2 separate regions of the Mus musculus genome follow, and region 1 is linked to region 2. Evidence: chromatin contacts called from ENCODE Hi-C or POLR2A ChIA-PET data. All regions are on one chromosome and are shown on one strand. Each heading gives the region's core, a stretch centred on a gene start or an enhancer-like site at or near the end of the contact. The rest is flanking DNA. Distances are from core to core; before and after follow the strand shown. Region 1 holds the start of Timmdc1 (translocase of inner mitochondrial membrane domain containing 1). Region 2 holds the start of Cox17 (cytochrome c oxidase assembly protein 17, copper chaperone).

The links. Hi-C counts contacts between places; a loop is a spot of excess contacts on that map. ChIA-PET counts read pairs that join two places held with the same protein, here RNA polymerase II (POLR2A).
Region 1: a loop to region 2 is called in a map of heart, with 2.9 times the contacts of the local background. The contact joins the promoter of Timmdc1 here to the promoter of Cox17 in region 2. A Hi-C loop is called at or near these places in 1 of 37 maps with a recorded cell type or tissue (heart). POLR2A ChIA-PET finds 5 or more read pairs at or near these places in 4 of 5 experiments (Patski and embryonic stem cell).

The regions. Positions count from the first base shown.
Region 1 is chr16:38,517,850-38,524,198 of GRCm38, forward strand. Timmdc1 (translocase of inner mitochondrial membrane domain containing 1) reads right to left here and starts at 4,814. Exons shown (of 7, transcript NM_024273.2): 1 at 4,492-4,814; 2 at 518-683. The coding sequence starts at 4,685.
Region 2 is chr16:38,344,523-38,350,947 of GRCm38, forward strand. Cox17 (cytochrome c oxidase assembly protein 17, copper chaperone) reads left to right here and starts at 2,477. Exons shown (of 3, transcript NM_001017429.2): 1 at 2,477-2,685; 2 at 4,719-4,807. The coding sequence starts at 2,579. The coding sequence ends at 4,803.

The DNA of each region.
Region 1 (6,349 bases), core at 3,564-6,063, 180 kb after region 2:
TTATTATAAGAACCTGGAGATTTTATTTTAACCTAGGAACTAAAAGTTCATACAACACATCAGAGAACAAACAGATGTGCCTCTGAAGGGAGGTGCTGAGACACCAACCCTAGGTACTACTGCCAAAAACACGTCTACACCTTTTTTCCCCACTTCTCACAATTCTCTGTGTGTGTGAGTTCCTGCATTTGTGCGTGCATGTGTGTGTGTACAACTGCCCAAGGGCAAGACTGACAGAAACTGTTTCAGACTAAAGGATCCTTCAGAGGCACGAGGCAAATTCAGTATGTAATCTACCATCAGATGCGAAACCAAAAACCATCCTTCTTTTAAACAGGTAAACTGAAGAATTAGGAAATTCACCTAGGTACTTAGCATTAGTACTTCCGCTGTTAGTAAGAAGAGATCCGATTTCTCCACCTTGACATTCCAAAATCCTCCCAACCCAAGACCTAACAGAAACAGATGTAAAGAGAATAAATTGATTGTCCGTAGGGATTAGGCCATTAATACTCACCACAGCATCAAATCGGTTATGATAAATCTCCGCTTGGCTCTGTTCAATGTAGCGTTTTTTAGCATAAATAAAAGCAGGTATTCCTCCATATGCCCAGCCAATGATGCCTGCTGAAACTGCTGCCCTGTAGATATAGTCAATTTCCTTTGAGAATCTCTGTTGTTCACTAAAACACCAAAAAGAAAATGTTGTTAGGACATTATATGAAAAACTGTGTTTTGGATTATTTCAGATGCTTACAACCTTATTTTTTGCTATGAGTGGAACTGATTAAATCCTTTTGTGAATTAATGCAGTTATAGAAGAGCAACACAAGTTTGGTGGACAGCGGTAACTACAGCACTCAGGAGGCTGGGGTAGGCGAAGCACGAGTCTAAAGCCATCCTGTGCTGCACAATGAAACCCTGCTCCAAAAACAAAAGTAGACAGCAATACCTCTGTCTGAAGCAAAAGCAATCTATGCCATTAGAAACTAGCATAAGAAACAGCCTTGGGAAGAAGGGCACAAAGGGGAACTTCCAGGATACTGCTCACAACAAATATGCTCATTTATGAAGACCCATTAATAAAACACAGCTCTATTTTTCTAAATATACTATACAATCTTAGAAATAAAAAACTTTTAAGCTGGGTATAGAGACTAATTATTTCCATTTTTAAATTCTAAGCTAATATAGACCACATAAACTCATGAAATTTTTGTTTGCTTATTTGTTTGTTGTTGTTGTTTTTGACAGGGTTTCTCTCTGTAGCTCTGGCTATCCTGGAAAACTCTCTGTAGACCAGGCTCTAGGGCCAGGACCCAAACTCACAGAGATCCTCCTGCCACTGTCTCCTAAATGCTGGGATTAAAGGCTACCCAGCTTGAACTCATGAGATTTTTAAGAGCAATATTTAAAGCATGGATTTTAAACACCTGAAATGTGGATTCTAAAGATGTCAAAACCCAGAGGCTGGAGAGATGACTCATCCAGAGGCTGGAGAGATGACTCATTCAATGGTTCAGGGCATTTGTAGAAGACCCAGACTCAGTTCCCATCACCCACACAAAGGTTCATGTCTATAGCTCCAATTTCAGGGGATCCGACTCGGCTGACCTCCTGGGTACAAAGCACCTACACAGTGAGCATATATATATATATACACATACATACAGGCAAACATTCAAAAACATGAAGAAAAAAATGAACAAATAAATCTCATTTTTTTAAAAAAAGAAGTTAAAGTCTAAACATTGGTTGTAGGATATACTCAGACTATCACTACAAAAAGCACTGAAAGTCCTCACAATGGCCCCAGCTTATAGTCACAAAGGTTAAGAGGCTAGGCAGGAAAATCCCTGAGCCCTGGAGGAACCCAGTGAGAGCAGATTCTTTATTGAGAAAGCGTCTCACATTGACCAGGAACTCCTGATCCTCTCGCCTCCACCTCCCAAGTGCTCGCATTACAGGCTGCTGGGAAAACGGACTATGTAGTAGGCAGCGTGGGACAATCTAAAGTGAGGAGGAACTGTTTAATTCAAATCATGCCTCTCAAATACATAAAAACTAGAACTTTTAAAGAGTTTGCAGGATGCACTATTATATTTTTGGTTGCGAGCCTAGCCTTTAATGGCTGAGCCACCTCTCCAGCCCCAGGATGGCCTCTTGAAATAGCTAAACAATACTGCACTCCTACAGTGACACTCCTAAGTGGACCACTGTTTAGATTACTAGCTTTCTTCTGAAAGTGTTCACAATCACTACACTCTTCCTTCGTGGACAAGAAACTTAAAACCCTTTAGAAAACAAACTCTTACTTTTACATTAATAGGAAAATGGGCATACTTTATAGTTTATGTATTTTACATTGAACAGAATTTTTAAAATCTAAATTAAAAACTGATCTACAGTAGGACTTAGGTAAAAAATGTTTAAGGAGGAAGTTTAACAAGCTAGGAGGTCTCTGCGCTTTGCCTCTTTGGTCCTGCAAACAGCTCAGTGAGTAGGATTTTCCTAAAGGTACTGCTGTTAAGAGCCCAAGCCGAGCTTGACCACACCCTCCCGTGATCTGCAGGGCTTGGAAGGGATGCAGGGTCATCCTCAGCTGCACAGGCATCTGAGACTGACATGGGCTGTCTGAGACCCCACAAGGAAGCTCCTCTAAGAAAGAAAACGAAATATAAAAACTGTCACAAAAGCAGCCAAAGATAATGGGGCCCAGTAACAGGATTGTCTCAACTCAGAAACAGTGGGACTGTAACCTGCAATCTGCTAAATAGTATGCAACCAGATCAACCTCTCAGAACCTTGGTTGTCCCTTTCATAGACAAAAGCATAAAAATTGCGTTAGATTATTTTCCCTGTTTCTTTTCGTTCCAGTACTCTACGGCTTAAAATACTGATAAAAATGACCATCTTCTGTGAGTCATGGTAGTACGGTTATGCACATATATATTTTTTCTCTTACACACTACACAAAAATCTTTCAAAAGCCTGGCAGTGGTGGCACATGCCTTTAATCCCAGCACTTGCGAGGCAGAGGCAGGTAGATTTCTGAGTTCGAGGCCAGCTTGGTCTACAGAGTGAGTTCCAGGATAGCCATGAAACTCATAGAGAAACCCTGTCTTGAAAAACCAAAATAAAAAGCTTTCAAAAATATACAAACTTTTGGGAGGACCTCTGAGAAAAACTAACACATTATTTCTTAAAACAAAGATGATGGGGGCAGAGCAATGGCTCAGCAGTTACCAGCATTAGGGCTTGGATTCCATTCCCACGAGGTAGCTCTCATGGTTATCAGGAAGGCACACAGACATGCACACAGACATACACACAGGCAAGACACTCATACACATAAAATAAAAATAATTTTTAAAAAGAGATGCTGAAACTAATAGAATTATTAAATACAAGTCTGCCAGCTCCCTTGTCCAAATTTATTTATAATCACTTGATAACAGTGTAGTATGGTAAACTACTTCATGAAAAGAGATACTTTCACCATTGATTAATAAATGAATAACGTTAAATAAATATCAGGTGAAAGTAATGCAGGATTAATCATTTACTCCTCACATAGTTTATTTTAGTATCTTCTGCAAAGGGAGATGGAGCTGGGCGTGTAACATCTGTGGCAGATGACCAACCCCCATCAGGGAAAAAAAAAAAAAAAAAAAAGAGAGGCTCGGCCCAGAATCCCAGAAGACCCGGCTGTAATCCCAAAATCTGGGAGGTTGAGAATGGATTGTAGCTTTGAGTTTCAGGCCAGCTTGGTCTACAAGCACAGCAAAACTCTTGTCTCAAAAAGGAGAGTTGGGGGACTAGAGGGATGGCTTGGCAGCTAAGATCGTGTACTAGTTTTACAAAGGATCCGGGTTCAGTTCTTAGAACCCCTGTAACTGTGACTCCAGGTAACTCCAGATCCAGGAGAATCTGACACCTCTGGCTGAGGGCATGTGCACTCTACTGCCCATACCCAAATACCGACCCCCACATACAAGTAGTTCTTAACAATGGAGGTGGGAACAAGGGGGCAGAGCTGCTGGAAGGTGCGGAGAGGAGGAGGAGGAGAACAGTTGTCACTGTTTTTTTTTTTTTTCTTGTGCAAAATAATAATGATAAATTAACAATTCTCTCTGTCCTTCCAGCTTCTGGAGTATATAAAGCCATTACTGACAAAGAAAAATCAAACGAAATACGAAAAAACAATATTAGTGTAGACTTCACAATATAGTTCCCAGTGATACTACATGACAATAATCGAATGAATCCAATTTTTCTAATATGTAAAGTTAGGGTACTGGTTTCACGAGAACGATACTGTCTTAAGAGTGTGACTCTGAGTGAATCCGACTCAGAAGGCTGCATGTCAACCAGGTCGGACACTATCCGGGCAGAGAGAACTTTCAGCGTCGCAGGGACCGCGCGCTGGAGCTCGCCCGGGCTGCGGCCGTCCCCCGAGCATCCCTCCCCACACACCCGAGACATTTTTACTCTTTGGCAAACAGCTGCCGGAGGCGGTCCCATCCGGATTCCAGGGAACCGGGGTCTGAGACACCTGAACGCTGCTCCCGATCCTCCACAAAGCCTGGGGAATCCGCAGCCACCGCACCGGCAGCAAAGACTCGGGGGAAAGGACCCCAGGCTCCGCAAAGGCGGCTGCGGGGAGCGGGCGGCGGCGCGCCCATGGCGCCCTCCTACCCGCAGAGAGACAGACACCCCAGGGTCGGCGGGCACCGTGGGAGAGGGTGACCTGTACAGCCCACTAGCGGCACGTTGGGGGACACTGAACCTCACATCCGGTCCCCAGCCGGCTCACTTCCGGAAGCTCTCGGAAAGGAGACCGGAAGCCCCGCCCCTAGTCGCGCAAAGGCGGGGTGAGGGCGGGGCTCGGGACGTAGAAACTGGAACTGAGAGCTCTTTCGGTAGCGCAGGGTTAGGGATCAGTCGAGCCCCGGAAGTGAGTTGGCGGCCGTTTCGTTTCATCTCAGTGATGTCCTTTGGCGTTTGCGCCCCGTAACTCTGGTCTTCTGGACCTGCTCAGCTTGAAGTGCTCAGGGGCTTAAGTGAGATGGCTCATGTAAGATGCAGAAGGCCACGCAGAAGGGGACAGTACTTTAATCACTGCAAGCGCAGTGGGGAAAGAGGTAGGCGATGCGCTTCTAGGCCACGCCCTGGCGGGCCGGAGGAGCTTCCTGGGCGGAGCAGAGTCTAACCTTAGGGCGCACCCGAAAAGGTCCAAGATTTAAAAACTATTTTTGAAATATCAGCTGTGGGCATTTTTTTCCCCATAACGTGGGCTCCACTACAAGTATCCGTATGCTTACTGCTCCGAGAAGGCAAAAGATCTAGAATTATCATTTAATAACTGAAACTATTATTTCCTGTTTCTTTCAACACAAGACAAAACCAAAAAACTTGTTTACCAAGGTAAAAATATTCCCAATCATTTTGTGTAATTTAGTTATTGGTCGTTACCACAAATCTCATAGTCTTTGCAAACCCTTTCACCTACTATTTTTCTTTTCTAGTTAAAGTACCACAATGAATATACAGCTTGGTGGTGCTCTACAGTCACTTCCACGGAGTACCTAAATAAGTGATTGATTACAAACTTTCATGAGGATATAGTAATAGGATTTGGGAGTTGACTGTGGGACATCTCTACAGATGAGGTTCAGGAAAGTGCCGTGAATGAAGCCCCCATTAGCATTTACTGCAGTGGTATAATTGCCTATTTGCTGATCTCTATCAAGAGGACTGAAGCTGTGCTTTCATCTCTGGATTTGGACTTAGGAATCACCAATCAGTCTATACCATGAAGTAGATGTTAAGTAATTATCTTCTTTGGAGGGAAGGAGGGTCCAAGATAGGGTTTCTCTTGTGTAGCCCTGGCTGTCACATAATTAGCTCTGAAGACCAGGCAGGCCTCCATCTCAGTGATCCACTTGCCTGAAGTAATTAAATGTTGAGTGAATTATTCAGACCCCAATTCCTAGCTCTAGCTTGATGCCTGCTTGGTCTATTTTTCAGAGGTGGTCACTGGGATTAGGGTCCCAGGGCCTGAAAGCCCAACAAAATGAATGTGTTGACTGTCTAGCTTAGCTGTGAGAAGAGCTGAGTGCATTTCTTTGACACATTTGAGGTCCCGGAAATGATCCTTTGCACTTGAACTTTCTAGAATCAGGGTCGACATGAATGAGGACAGGGCAAAGATTGGGCAAACACTAACAAAATCATTTACCTATGGGGATTGGAGAGATGGCTCAGTGGTTAAGAGCACTGGCTGCTCTTCTGAGAGATCTTGAGTTCAATTCCCAGCAACTATATGGTGGCTCACAACCATCTGTAA
Region 2 (6,425 bases), core at 1,227-3,726:
CAGTCTCAGAAGCATCTAGTTAAAGGAAGCAAGAAGAAGGAGATTTCTTTCCCTGAGAGGACTGTTGTTAATCAGTACCAGTCTCTCTCTCTCTCTCTCTCTCTCTCTCTCTCTCTCTCTCTCTCTCTCTCTCCCTCTCCCTCTCCCTCTCTCTCTCTCTCTCTCTCTCTCTCTCTCTCTCTCACACACACACACACACACACACACGGGATAAGAGACAGTTTATTCTGGGAACAAATATGGATGATTATGGGTCTGGGAACAGTTTCACACTACCCTAAATTCCACATTCCAGTATGGTGATATGACACTCCCATGTAGTTTTATAGTAAAGAAGCAAAATCATAAATCAAGACACTTCCCATACACAGCGGTAAAAACATTAGGTGGACAGGTCACAGGAAGGTAAGAAAATCTCAGCCATAGCCTCAGATGGTGTCTGATGATCTTCTCAGCCTTTTGGTTGGTGGGAACTGGGGGTTGGGGGGAGGGGGTCTGCTCATAGATTCCAAAGGGTTTACCTAATGCTCACAAAGATGTTAGATCACATACAGAAGGGGGCAGTAAAAGACCACTATGTGGGGACTAAAGCTGCTCCAATACTACTTGGCTATAATCCAGCAACCTTCCAGCCTTACTAAGATCTCTAAAATTGTAATCAGTTGATCAGCCTTTCAGGAAGTTCAGAGTGATGTGTGGTTCAAGCCAGGAACTTTCCTTCACAAAGGGAAAAATGAGAGGAAAACTTATCAGTTGCAATAAAGTTCCAATTCTCCTCCTCCTCCTCCTCCTCCTCCTCCTTCTCCTCCTCTGCTCCTTCTTTTTGTGGTCTACAATTTGTATCAAAGTCAGTCCTCACAATCCTTACATTTTCCAGTTCTACTCTTTTTCTTCTTTGTTCATTTACTCTACACAAAAATGCAGTAGCGCCAGTAAATACAGGTGAGTGGTTTGAAAGTGAAAGTTACTTTGCCTTTAGATACATTGCACAGGATAGTGCATGGACCATGGGGAGAGATGGAACCTCATGAGCTATGTAGCTCTGAATGAATCATATGCCCTTCTGAACCTCCGTTTGTTATGAAGATTAAATGCCTCTCACGCTCAACTCTATACAGGGAAGCTGTGATGCTGAAGATTATATTGATCCTAGTTGAATTTAAGAAATGCCAGGAAAAGGCATTTTTAATTCTGTTAATTGGTATAATGACAAATATCTGATTGCACAATTAATAAAACCAGTTTAGGAGCTGAGGGTATGTAACCCAGTTTGTAGACTATTTGCCTAACATGCAGGAAGTCCTTATATACCAGGAAAGGATGGCACACACTTGTAATTCCAACATTTAATAATCAGTTCAGGGTCATCCACAGATCATTCAAGGCCAGCTTAGGCTAGAGACTTTGTCTATAAATATTTATATTAAAATTAAAACCACTTTTTTGGGTGTGTGTGAAGAAATGGCTCACTGGTTAAGAGTATTGGCTGCTCTTCTGGAGATTCTGAGTTCAATTCCCAGCAATTACATGGTGGCTCATGACTATCTGTGATGAGATCTGATGCCCTCTTCTGGTGTGTCTGAAGACAGCTACAGTGTACTCAGATACATACAATAAATAACTACAAACCACTTTTTTCCTGACCTACAGCTAGTTTAAGGAAGCCACTCAATGCTGTACATCTTAGTGAACTTGAATACAATTAGAATGGTTGATTTGAAGCAATGGAGCTCTACTGAGGGGGTTACACTTTCAGTATCAGTTACCATGTCATTTACTTATCCAAAACACACACACACACACACACACACACACACACACACACACAGAGAGAGAGAGAGAGAGAGAGAGAGAGAGAGAGAGAGAGAAACAGAGACAGAGAGACAGAGACAGCCCATCACAGTTGTTGAAAGTAGAAAAAAATCTTATCTTCTTTCATGACTACTGTGTCATGATATATTATCTGAAAATTTAGCATATATGCCGGAGAGAAATAGGAGGTAGGGGGCCTTTGTATCTGTATCTGCAGAATGTCTACAAAGCAGGAAGGAAGAAAGACCATAAAATATCCCAGGGTGGAACCCGGATCTGCTACTGCTTGTCCAGTACCAAAAGGTCAGCCCTGAAAATACGAATACAGTTAGCATTATACTGGACTGAATGGGTCATATAGGAATATATGTATGCATGTATACATATAAGCATGCAATAACAATTAGGGAGGAAAAGGCCATGAATTTGAAGGATAGTGGGGAATGGGTATGTATATGTAAGGATTTGTAGAAAGGAAAGGGAAAGGGAAAATGATGTAATTAAATTACAATCTCAAAAACAAAACAAAAACAAAAACCATTCTGGGTGACCTTTTAACCTTTGCGCCAGCGCTGACGCCACGCCCTTGGAGCGAGGCCTTGTACCACTTCTTTTGCGCACGCGCTTCTTAGACTTACTTCCGTCCGGAGAGGCGGGACTTCCTGTCCCCCTTCGATTGACTGCGGAAGTGGAGACAGACGGCTCAGGGTAGTCGGAGTTTGGGAGCTTTGCGCGTGTGCGCTCATAGTTGCTTTCGCCTGGAAAGATGCCGGGACTGGCGGCCGCTAGCCCTGCCCCGCCCGAGGCTCAGGAGAAGAAGCCACTGAAGCCCTGCTGTGCCTGCCCGGAAACCAAGAAGGCGCGTGATGCGTGGTCAGTGCGTAGCCCGGGAGGGAAGCCCGGGCTTTAGCAGCTCGGCTCCACTCTGCTCTCTGGGACTCTGGAGATGCAGGGACCCATAGTTCCGCTGTCCTCTCTGCTCCCTGATCCCGCACCCCAGTCTCAGTTAGGGGTCAACGGAGAGGGCAAGAGGTTACATTGATCCCAAGGTTCTCGTCCTTCATTCCTTACTACGATTGCATTTTAGTCTTCTTAGGGATAAGACCCAGATAAATAGAAGTGCGTAAAGATGCTTCTTGATTTAAAGGCATTTAAAATATGTGGAGATTTGTTACCAGCCAATACTATACCACCAGCTGTGATAGATTTACTAAGACCTAGGTGTAAATTTTTCAGGTAATCTTTAGTAATTTTTTTTTTTTTTGGTCGAAACGTGTGAATAGTAGAACACAGGATACATTTCTGAAGGGATACCCTTTCCAAGAAGTTAAAAGTCAACCTGTCTGGAGCTGGAGAGATGGCTAAGTGGATAAAAGCCCTGGTTGACCTTCCAGAGGGCCTAGTTTCGATTCCCAGCACCCACACGACTGTTAACAATCTTGTGTAATTCCAACCCCAGAATAATCTGACACCCCCTTCTAGCTATTGCGGGCACTGCACACACATGGTGTGCAGGCAAAACACCTATACACATAAAAACAAATTGTAAAACTTGTCTACAGGACAGAGGTGATATTAATGTTCATCGACTTTATCATCAAGTCACAAAAGGTTTTGTTTGGTCTCCTCCCTTTTATGTAGCCTGGGTTCTGGGGCAGATACTGAAGTCCTCAGTGTGGCTATGCATCTCCATCTTCTCCCATCAAAGCAGAAAAATACTCGGAGAAACAAATATGGATTCTCATGGTGTGATTTCATTACCGGAGAGACTGAAACAGTTTTAAGTCTAGCCTGAACATCCGAGTGAGACCATGTCTCAAAATAAAAATAGAAAAATACACAAAACAAAGTATTCCTTGGTATTGTAAGGTAATAAGAGTGTAACCAGTTATTATTATCACTACCTATAAATGGAGAATTTAAAGATCGATCTGATACCAAGGTTCTTGAAATACCAAGGTAACCTGCTTAAGGAGACTTTGGTGTGGCTCAAGACTCAGAGCTTAGAAATACAGTCAGGCTTTGAATCTTCTCCCTCCAAGTTGGTGACCTTATGCAAGGTACTTAACAAGTCTGCTTCACACGTGTGTTGAACGAGTCCCGCATTTCTGTAAGGTTTAGCAGTGGGTGTCGGTGGTAAGGGGAAGCTAGCTGTTATACGGAACTCACTGTCACACCCAGTCTTCTCATCTGCTGGTAAGGATGGTAATAGGAGAACCTCTTATTCTTTTTGAGACAGGGTTTTGCCATGTAGCCCAAGCTGGCCTCCTCCTGAGGAGTCTCCTGTCTTAGCTTCCCGAGCATGATTACAGGGGTGTTTCAGTACATTTGGGCTCTTGTGACTACTCTTAGGATTTTATCATCACAGACCCTTAACCTTCTGAAGAACGATTCATCTTGGTTGCTCGTGGCTACCAGATCTCTTTTGATGTTTATGTTGTTGGGTGTTTAATGATTAAAGGTAGGCTTAGGTATTTGGATGTAAGAGGAAAAGGAGAAACAGGAAGTTAATTTCTGTGTGATAGGAGGACCAAACGTTAGACTCTTTCCTCGTCATTTTATGTAAATATTCAGTTTATTTCATTATAAAGAAATGTTTATTATTCCTTGGGTATAGAATAAAGGCATCATTTGCTACACATAATTATTTCATCTAATTAGAACCTTCCCCAGACAACAACAAAAACAAACGTTAAGACCTTAGTTCTATGGAACACTTTTGTGGGAACAGAACCATCTTAAGAGCAAATACCAGAGAGCAAAGGAGCTGAGCTGGTTGGTGTAGTAGGGATTTGTTTGTCACTCCAGCTACATCTGCACGTGCCCTGTCTCACTCCCTGTCACAGATTCTCCATGAATGTGCTTGTCGTCTATTTATTAGGTAACGAGTGCATCTTATTTTATAGCATCATTGAGAAAGGAGAAGAACACTGTGGACATCTCATTGAAGCCCACAAGGAGTGCATGAGGGCACTGGGATTTAAGATATGACGTGGTGAGTGAACTGTAATGCTTCAAGTTTGAGTGTTAACCTTACAGAGGTAGCTGCGAGGCAGGCAGCATTCTCCAAAAGGTAGCTTGCCTGGTTAATATAGCATGTTTAAGTAGCAGCTTAGTTCAGTTTCTAGAATGGGGTTGTAACAGTTTGGTGCCAACAATTTGAGGCACCCAGTAGATCTGAGACAGTATAAAGCTTTTGAGAACTGGTTTGACAAGAGCCTTTAGAGTTACATTATAGTCAGGAAGATGCAGGGAGCATGGCTGCGGGGAACTCGGGTACACTGGTTTCCAAGGTAAAGGAACTAAGTGGAAAATTCTCTTGGTTTCTTGTTTCTAATATAGGTCTGCAGTAGAGTTACTTTTTTCCAGTGAAAATGGAAGCTTTGTTTTAAGCCAGGTATTGTTCTAAGAAAACTAAAGCCTCAGATCACCAGTTTCCAAAGAACTTTGAGTCCAAATATCAATGTCAAAGGGATGTGCCCACCAAGACCACAGTCCGTGACTTCTGGTTGGAATCTCTTGCTTCAGGCGTTAGCTTCGCTCACTACTACACTTCTTTCCAGATGCTGATTTAAAGTCTCCTTAGAGAGGCTTTCCTCAGTGCCCCATGTAAAGTAGTACCCTTCCTGTCACTGTTCCAGGGGTACTCAGTAGGCCTTCCCAGATGTTCCGTGGCCACATTCTCCAGTATGGTAGCCACTAGCAATGTATGACTATTAAGCACTTGAATTGGCCATAATGAGACTGGGGAATTGATTTTTTTTTTTTTTTTTTTTTTTTTTTTGGGTTTTTCGAGACAGGGTTTCTCTGTATAGCCCTGGCTATCCTGGAACTCACTTTGTAGACCAGGCTGGCCAAATTCTTAACTTATAAGAAGGCTAGTGGTAATCTGTGGTTAGTGGCTTCTCTTGTTTTTGCAATCACCAGCTATATACTGAGCCTCTTCTTACAGCGGTCGTCCTCGCTTCCCTCCGGCTGGGCTGTAAGCTCCGGGAAGCATCTGGTTTCACTGCCAGAGTGTCCAGCATGTCCCAGCACCTAGATCATTGCCTGGCACATGGTTGGATTCCCGGGATGGGCTCAGCAGGATGAGAACTGGAACCTCAGCCTCGTAAGCACCCTGTTTGTGCTGCTCGAAGGCCACATCTCACTGTCACCTCCTAACTTATCGACAGTTGAGAGACACCCAGGCCACAGGCCAGTTTCATAGTAGTATCCAGCTGGTTTCTTTCTCTTCCACCTCGCTCTGGAATGTCACACATGACCAGTTGTGTTTGAAGTACGGGAGGGAGGAGATAAGGAGCTTGCCCTACCTGATAAGTCTGACTGGAGGAGGAGACTGTTTAAAGGCTCAGACCCAGCATCCAGGCATGGCTTTCTTCACGGTCTAGCTCTTTCTAGTCAGTTTTGTTAAGATTTGCCTAGAGCCTCAAGGGGATTTGAAGGCACAGTGAAGGGTAGTGGTGGCATTAAATGATTTGCATTCTCCAGACCAGAGGCACTTTGTCACTCCTGACAGTGATATTTTATCGCCAGCATGCTCATTTTTAGGATTGCACATTACCTTAATCTTCAGTACTAAAACTCATAATGAATACTAATTAAAAAGATGT